Linked DNA regions of Homo sapiens: region 1 is linked to region 2. A link is a contact called in ENCODE Hi-C or POLR2A ChIA-PET data. All regions are on one chromosome and are shown on one strand. The core of a region is the stretch at or near the end of the contact, and the rest is flanking DNA. Distances in the headings are between cores, read along the strand shown.

Region 1 (2,724 bases), core at 5-2,504, 57 kb after region 2:
CGTTGGTCCTGGAGCATGTGGTCTCCCTCTTTTTGCTTCTTCCACGCAGCATGGCTGGTTGGGGGAGAGATCACTGTGCACACAGCTGTGTTGTCTTCACTGCTGAGTTGTGTTCTGTCGTATGGAGACACCAGTTTATACGTTCCCTTGCGATGGACATTTGGAGTTTTTCTGGTTTTTGGCTATTCTGAAACTGCTGGATATTATAAATAAAGTCCCATGTAGAAATCGACTTCGTTTTCTTTCAGGTAAACGCCTAGTGTGGAGTGGCTGGCGGTCACGTGTGTAACGTGTTCCGAGGTTGCCCGTCTTCCAGAGTAGTTGGTGTGCAGCTTCTCCTCACCAGCATGCAGCACAGTCTTTTTCCTTAGTCCCTCTTTTATTTTTTTAAATGTTTCTTTTACAGACAGGGTCTTGCTCTGTTGCCCAGGCTGGAGTGCAGTGGTGGGATCATAGCTGCCTGCAGCCTCTGACTCCTGGGCTCAAGTGATCCTCCCACCCCAGCCTCCTGAGTAGCTGGGACTACAGGTGTGCACCACCACACCCGGCTAGTTTTTTAAAGGTTTTCATTTAGGCTTTCTAATAGGTTGGCAGTCATGTCTCACTGTGGCCTTTTATTTTTTATTTCACAAATGACTAATGATGTTGAACATCTTTTCATTCAGCTCACTTGTCATCTGTAGATCTTCTTTGGTAAAGCACCTGTTTTTTTGTCCATTTTAAAATTTGATTATTTTTCTTACTGTTGAGTTTGGGAGAGCTCTTTATATGTTCTGGATACAAGGCCTTTATCAGATTATTTGCTTTCCAAATATTTTCTCCCAGTCTGTGTCTTGTCTTTTCGTTCTTTCATCAGGTATTTTGAAGAGAAGTTTTTTTATGATAAAGTCCAATTTTTCAATGTTTTCTGTTATATATGATCCTTTGGATATTAGTCCATTTTCATGCTGCTGATAAAGACATACCCGGACTGAGTAATTTATAAAGAAAAAGAGATTGAATGGACTCACAGTTCTACATGGCTGGGGAGGCCTCACAATCATGGCAGCAGGCAAAAGGCACATCTTACATGGTGGCAGACAAGAGAGAATGAGAGCCAAGCCAAAGGGGAAACCCCTTATAAAATCAGATCTTGTGAGACTTATTCACGACCACGAGAATGGTATGTGGGAAACCATCCCTGTGATTCATTATCTCCCACCGTGTCCTTCCCACAATAGATGAGAATGGTATGGGGGAAACCGCCCTATGATTCATTATCTCCCACCACATCACTCCCACAACACGTGAGAACGGTATGGGGGAAACCGCCCTGTGATTCATTATCTCCCACCACAGGCCTCCCACAACACACGAGAATGGTATGGGGGAAACCACCCTGTGATTCATTATCTCCCACCACGTCCCTGCCACAACACACGAGAATGGTATGGGGGAAACCGCCCTGTGATTCATTATCTCCCACCATGTCCCTCCCACAACACACGAGAATGGTATGGGGGAAACCGCCCTGTGATTCATTATATCCCACCATGTCCCTCCCACAACACACGAGAATGGTATGGGGGAAACTGCCCTCTGATTCATTATCTCCCACCATATCCCTCCCGCAACACATGGGGATTATGGGAGCTACAATTCAAGATGAGATTTGGGTGGGGACACAGCCAAACCCTATCAGGTATCATAGCTAAGAAATCTTTGGCTGTCCCAAATTTACAAGATTTTCTCCTGTATTTTCTTTTAATAACTTTGTAACTTTTGGTTCAGGATTGAGCAGGATTTTCATTTATTGTACAAGATTTTAATTCTTTATTTCCCCCAAGAACACCCAGTTGTTCCAGAACCATTTGTTGAAGAGTTTGTCCTTTCTACGCTGAATTGCCTTCATATATTTTTCAAAAATTGGTTGTGTTTGTGCTCCTATTTCTGGACTCTGTTTTGTTTGATCGGTCTGTCTGTCTTGCAGACCAGTACTGCACTGTTGTGATTACTACGGCTTTAACGTAGTTGGTGAAATTAGGTAGCCCCTCCTTTTTCATTGTCAATGTTGTTTTCTCTATTCTAGGTCCATTACATCTCCATATGAATTTTAGAATCAGCTTGCCAATTTGTACAAAGAAGCCTGTGGGATTTTGACTGAGGTTGCTGATTCTGTGGATTAATTTGGGGGAGAAGTGCGTTCCCAACACCCAGAGTCTCCCAGCCTGTGGACAAGGCCTCTCTCTCTCCCTGTGTGGAGGTTGCCCTGGAGCTCTCTTCACAGTGCTCGGAGCTTGTCACGTGCAGGTTTTTCTTGGCCTGTTCCGTTCCATCTCTGTGTATTTCATGGTGTTGGATGCTTTTGTCAGTAGTATTTTCCAGATGACTTTCTGGTGCTGATTGCTAGTTTAATTCCATGATGGTCCTATAACATAGTTAGAATTATGAAATTCCTAAATAGACTGAGCCTTCTTTTATGGTTTAGCATGAGGTCTTCTTGGTACATAGTTCAAGTGCTCCTGAAAAGACTGGGTCTCCTGCTCTTAAGAGTCGAAGCATTTATCCAGGTGAAATAGGTCAAGTTGGCTGATCATGTGGTCCTTGTCCTCCTGATTTTTTGCCCGTTGTTCTATCAGCTATTGAGAGAGGGATACTGAAGTCTCAGATTGTCATTGAGGACCCGTCTATTTCTCCCTGCATTTCTGGCTGGTTTTGCTTCATTTGTTTTGCAGCTCTTTTATT
Region 2 (2,700 bases), core at 24-2,523:
GAATGCTGGGGTCACGCTGGGGCTGTGGATAGCAATCTCGGGCCTCGTGAGTTCCTCCTTCCGGCAGCCCAGAGCGGGGGTTAGTGCCCCCCCCGATCATGGAGAGCCACTTCCAGTGGTCTCACCAGTGAGGCTGTCCATGGCACTGCCTCCCCGGGCTGGGCGCTGACCCCGGGACTGTAGGGCCGCAGCCTGGGCGGCTCCTCTGTTTGCAGCACCAGCCGGGGCTCTGCCCCTCCGTGGTCTGAGCGACAGGGCAGCCACAACAGCTCGCAGCTGCTGAGTCCTCTTCCCTCAGCCCTGTGCCTGCCTGGCGGTTCTGAAGATCAAATGAGGTAACGTGTGCTTAAGTCATATGTAGCATTAGCATGCTGTGCTGATGTCACCAATTAAAATCTGCCTGAGTGAATCATACTTGAAAACAGTCAGTTGTCAAAAAAAAAAACCTCGTTTAGGGGCAGCAGGCCCAGGAAAGAGAAGCGAGGGACAGACAGGAGGCGAAGCGTTCTGTAGTTGGTTGTGGGGGCCAGGGCATCCGGCCCAGGAGCAGGCGTGGGCCGAGCACAGGGACGCCGCCTCATGTGCACTCAGCACTGTGGCGTGGCGAGGCGTGGCCTTGCGTTGGGGGTGGTGAGGCGTGGCCTTGCGTGGGTGGAGGGTGGCGAGGCGTGGCCTTGTGTGGGGGGTGGCTGGGGCTGGGCCGGGCAGCCCGACCCCCACCCCCAACCCCTGTGGCCGTAAGTGGCCCTCCTTGCTGCCCTTTCCATTGACGGGTGCTGTCTCCATGTACTTATTAATCCTGGTGCACCTTTTAAGCACTCTTTGGGGCATTCGTGCCCCCGTTTTGCACAAGGAGGGTGGGTTCAGAGACGTTAGGTCCCTTGCCCAAGGGTGCACAGCTGGTCTGTGTCAGATTGGAGCGCAGGACTGTCTGACCCGCGTGGGTCCTCCGAGGCGCTTATTACTGCCGCTTTCGCCTGTCATCATGTTCTCGATGGGCCCCACGGATGCCAGAGTCCTGCTCATTTGGGAAACGACCAGCTGGGATGAGGGTTCCAGAGAGAGGCCTCCTGCCTCTCCCAGCCTCTGTCCCAGCAGGGCCTTCTCCTGTCTGGGGCGATCTTGCTGCTGGGGTCACAGCAGACCTGTCCAGGCTGGTGACTGGGGGTCTGGGGAAAGAGTGGGCAGAGGACTCTGGGGAGGCGGGTGGCAGCGAGGAGATGGTGCCGGCGTCAGTGGGCAGAGCCGTGTCTGCAGCCCCACGTTCCCGCCTGAATCTATTCAGTTTCTTGTGGTGGCTCCATGCGTCGGGAGAGGTAATTAGAACAGGGCTTTTCAGCTATTTATGACCATACATTTCCTTTTCTAAAAAAAGGAGAAGTTGTGGAGTGACTCAGAGTTGGGTGGAGGTGGCTGAGCTGAGGTGGGATGGGCTTGGGAAGAGGCCCTGCAGAGAATGTCGCATGTGCAGAACAGCCTTGGAGCCCTTGCAGAGTGGGCCTCGGCCTTGGGCTGGAGGGGGCGGAGGGAGGGAGGCAGGCTCCACAGCACTGGTGGCAGAGGCCGGGCGGGAGTGGGTGGCGGAGGCTGGGTGAGGGAGGAAGATGGGTGAGGGGCTGCTGCTTCATTGGAGGGGGCACGCGGTACTCAGCTTACTTCTGGGCTTCTCTGGAAAGTGGGGGTTGGTGCTGGGGCTCTAAGGAGGGGCCTCTGCATATGGAGCTGCCTGCCTGCCTCACACAGCCCCTTCAGGCTGCCACTGACTCCCAGGAGGGAAGCCCTCTGTGTCCATGGTGTGGACTTAGGGAGTGCTGGGCGCCTGCCTCACCAGGCGTGGCCATGGCCAGAGGCTGTCCCCATCGTGCGGGACGCGCCTGCCCCACCTGCCTGCTCTCCTGGCCATCTTTCACGAGCAGCTGTAGTCATAGTGGAAGAACCAGGCAGACAGCAGCGAGGACAGAAGTGACCACCGTGGCTGCCGTGCATTCATCGCCTGTGTATGCGGGTTCCGTGTGCCTGGTTTTCTGTGCCATGCTGCATTTGAACTTCGCAGTGAGGCTGAGGCGTTCTCTGCCCTCTCCTGTGTGGTTGAGTGTCCTCACACTCAGAGAGGCTCTTTGTTTTTCCCAAGGTCACACATCTAGTTACGGTCCAGGCAGGATGTGGGCTTCGTTGGGTGTGTGTGTTGGGTCTGACTTGGGGGCTGGCCTGGGCATGCACACCTCAAGTGACCGCTGCTTGGGGGCCACGGGGCCGGTCTCTGCCCACTGCGGTGCCTCCGTCCATATCTCCCCTGCCTGCAGCACCTCCAACAGGGCCGGCGTCCTGCAGTCTCCCGCTCCTGTGGGTGCTCTCACCACCCGCAGCCCTGGTCTCTGTCTCGGCTTCCTGGTCTCGCTGCTCTGATCTCCCCTGCCCTTCCCAAGCCCAGGCCCAAGGGCTGTGCCCTGGGTTTCTTCTTCCAAGGGCACTGGGCCCTATTCTGCCCACTGTCTCAGCCCCTGCTGCCCAGGTGTCCTGCCCCCTGCTATGGCGTTCTCAGCCTCTTTGGGAATCTGTCTCTCATTGCGTGGGAATCATCGGCATGCTTGGGGCTTATACTCAAAAGCTCTGTGGTAATTAGCGCGCCGGAGCACCTGCTGATGAGGGAATGAGCGTCATTATCTCTCTTGCTCTTTCGCAAGGGTCCTCTGGGCGCCT

Evidence for each region. Hi-C counts contacts between places; a loop is a spot of excess contacts on that map. ChIA-PET counts read pairs that join two places held with the same protein, here RNA polymerase II (POLR2A). Pooled maps may share reads with other maps.
Region 1: a loop to region 2 is called in a pooled map, with 2.1 times the contacts of the local background. The contact joins two enhancer-like sites. A Hi-C loop is called at or near these places in 2 of 168 maps with a recorded cell type or tissue (Right ventricle myocardium inferior and lower leg skin) and 5 of 50 pooled maps. POLR2A ChIA-PET finds 5 or more read pairs at or near these places in 3 of 52 experiments (A673, H1 and activated T-cell).

Annotation. Positions count from the first base shown.
Region 1 is chr7:1,960,626-1,963,349 of GRCh38, reverse strand. All of the region lies in intron 15 of MAD1L1 (mitotic arrest deficient 1 like 1), which reads left to right. Among named protein-coding and RNA genes, the nearest start is that of MIR4655, 120 kb to the right of the region's middle. RefSeq lists an enhancer at 850-2,049. Within about 2 kb of position 1,254, at least 3 of the 41 ENCODE cell types and tissues checked have a DNase peak (open chromatin) inside an H3K27ac peak, as active enhancers do.
Region 2 is chr7:2,017,649-2,020,348 of GRCh38, reverse strand. All of the region lies in intron 12 of MAD1L1 (mitotic arrest deficient 1 like 1), which reads left to right. Among named protein-coding and RNA genes, the nearest start is that of SNORA114, 70 kb to the left of the region's middle. RefSeq lists enhancers at 1-356, 398-547 and a silencer at 688-737. Within about 2 kb of position 1,273, at least 22 of the 41 ENCODE cell types and tissues checked have a DNase peak (open chromatin) inside an H3K27ac peak, as active enhancers do.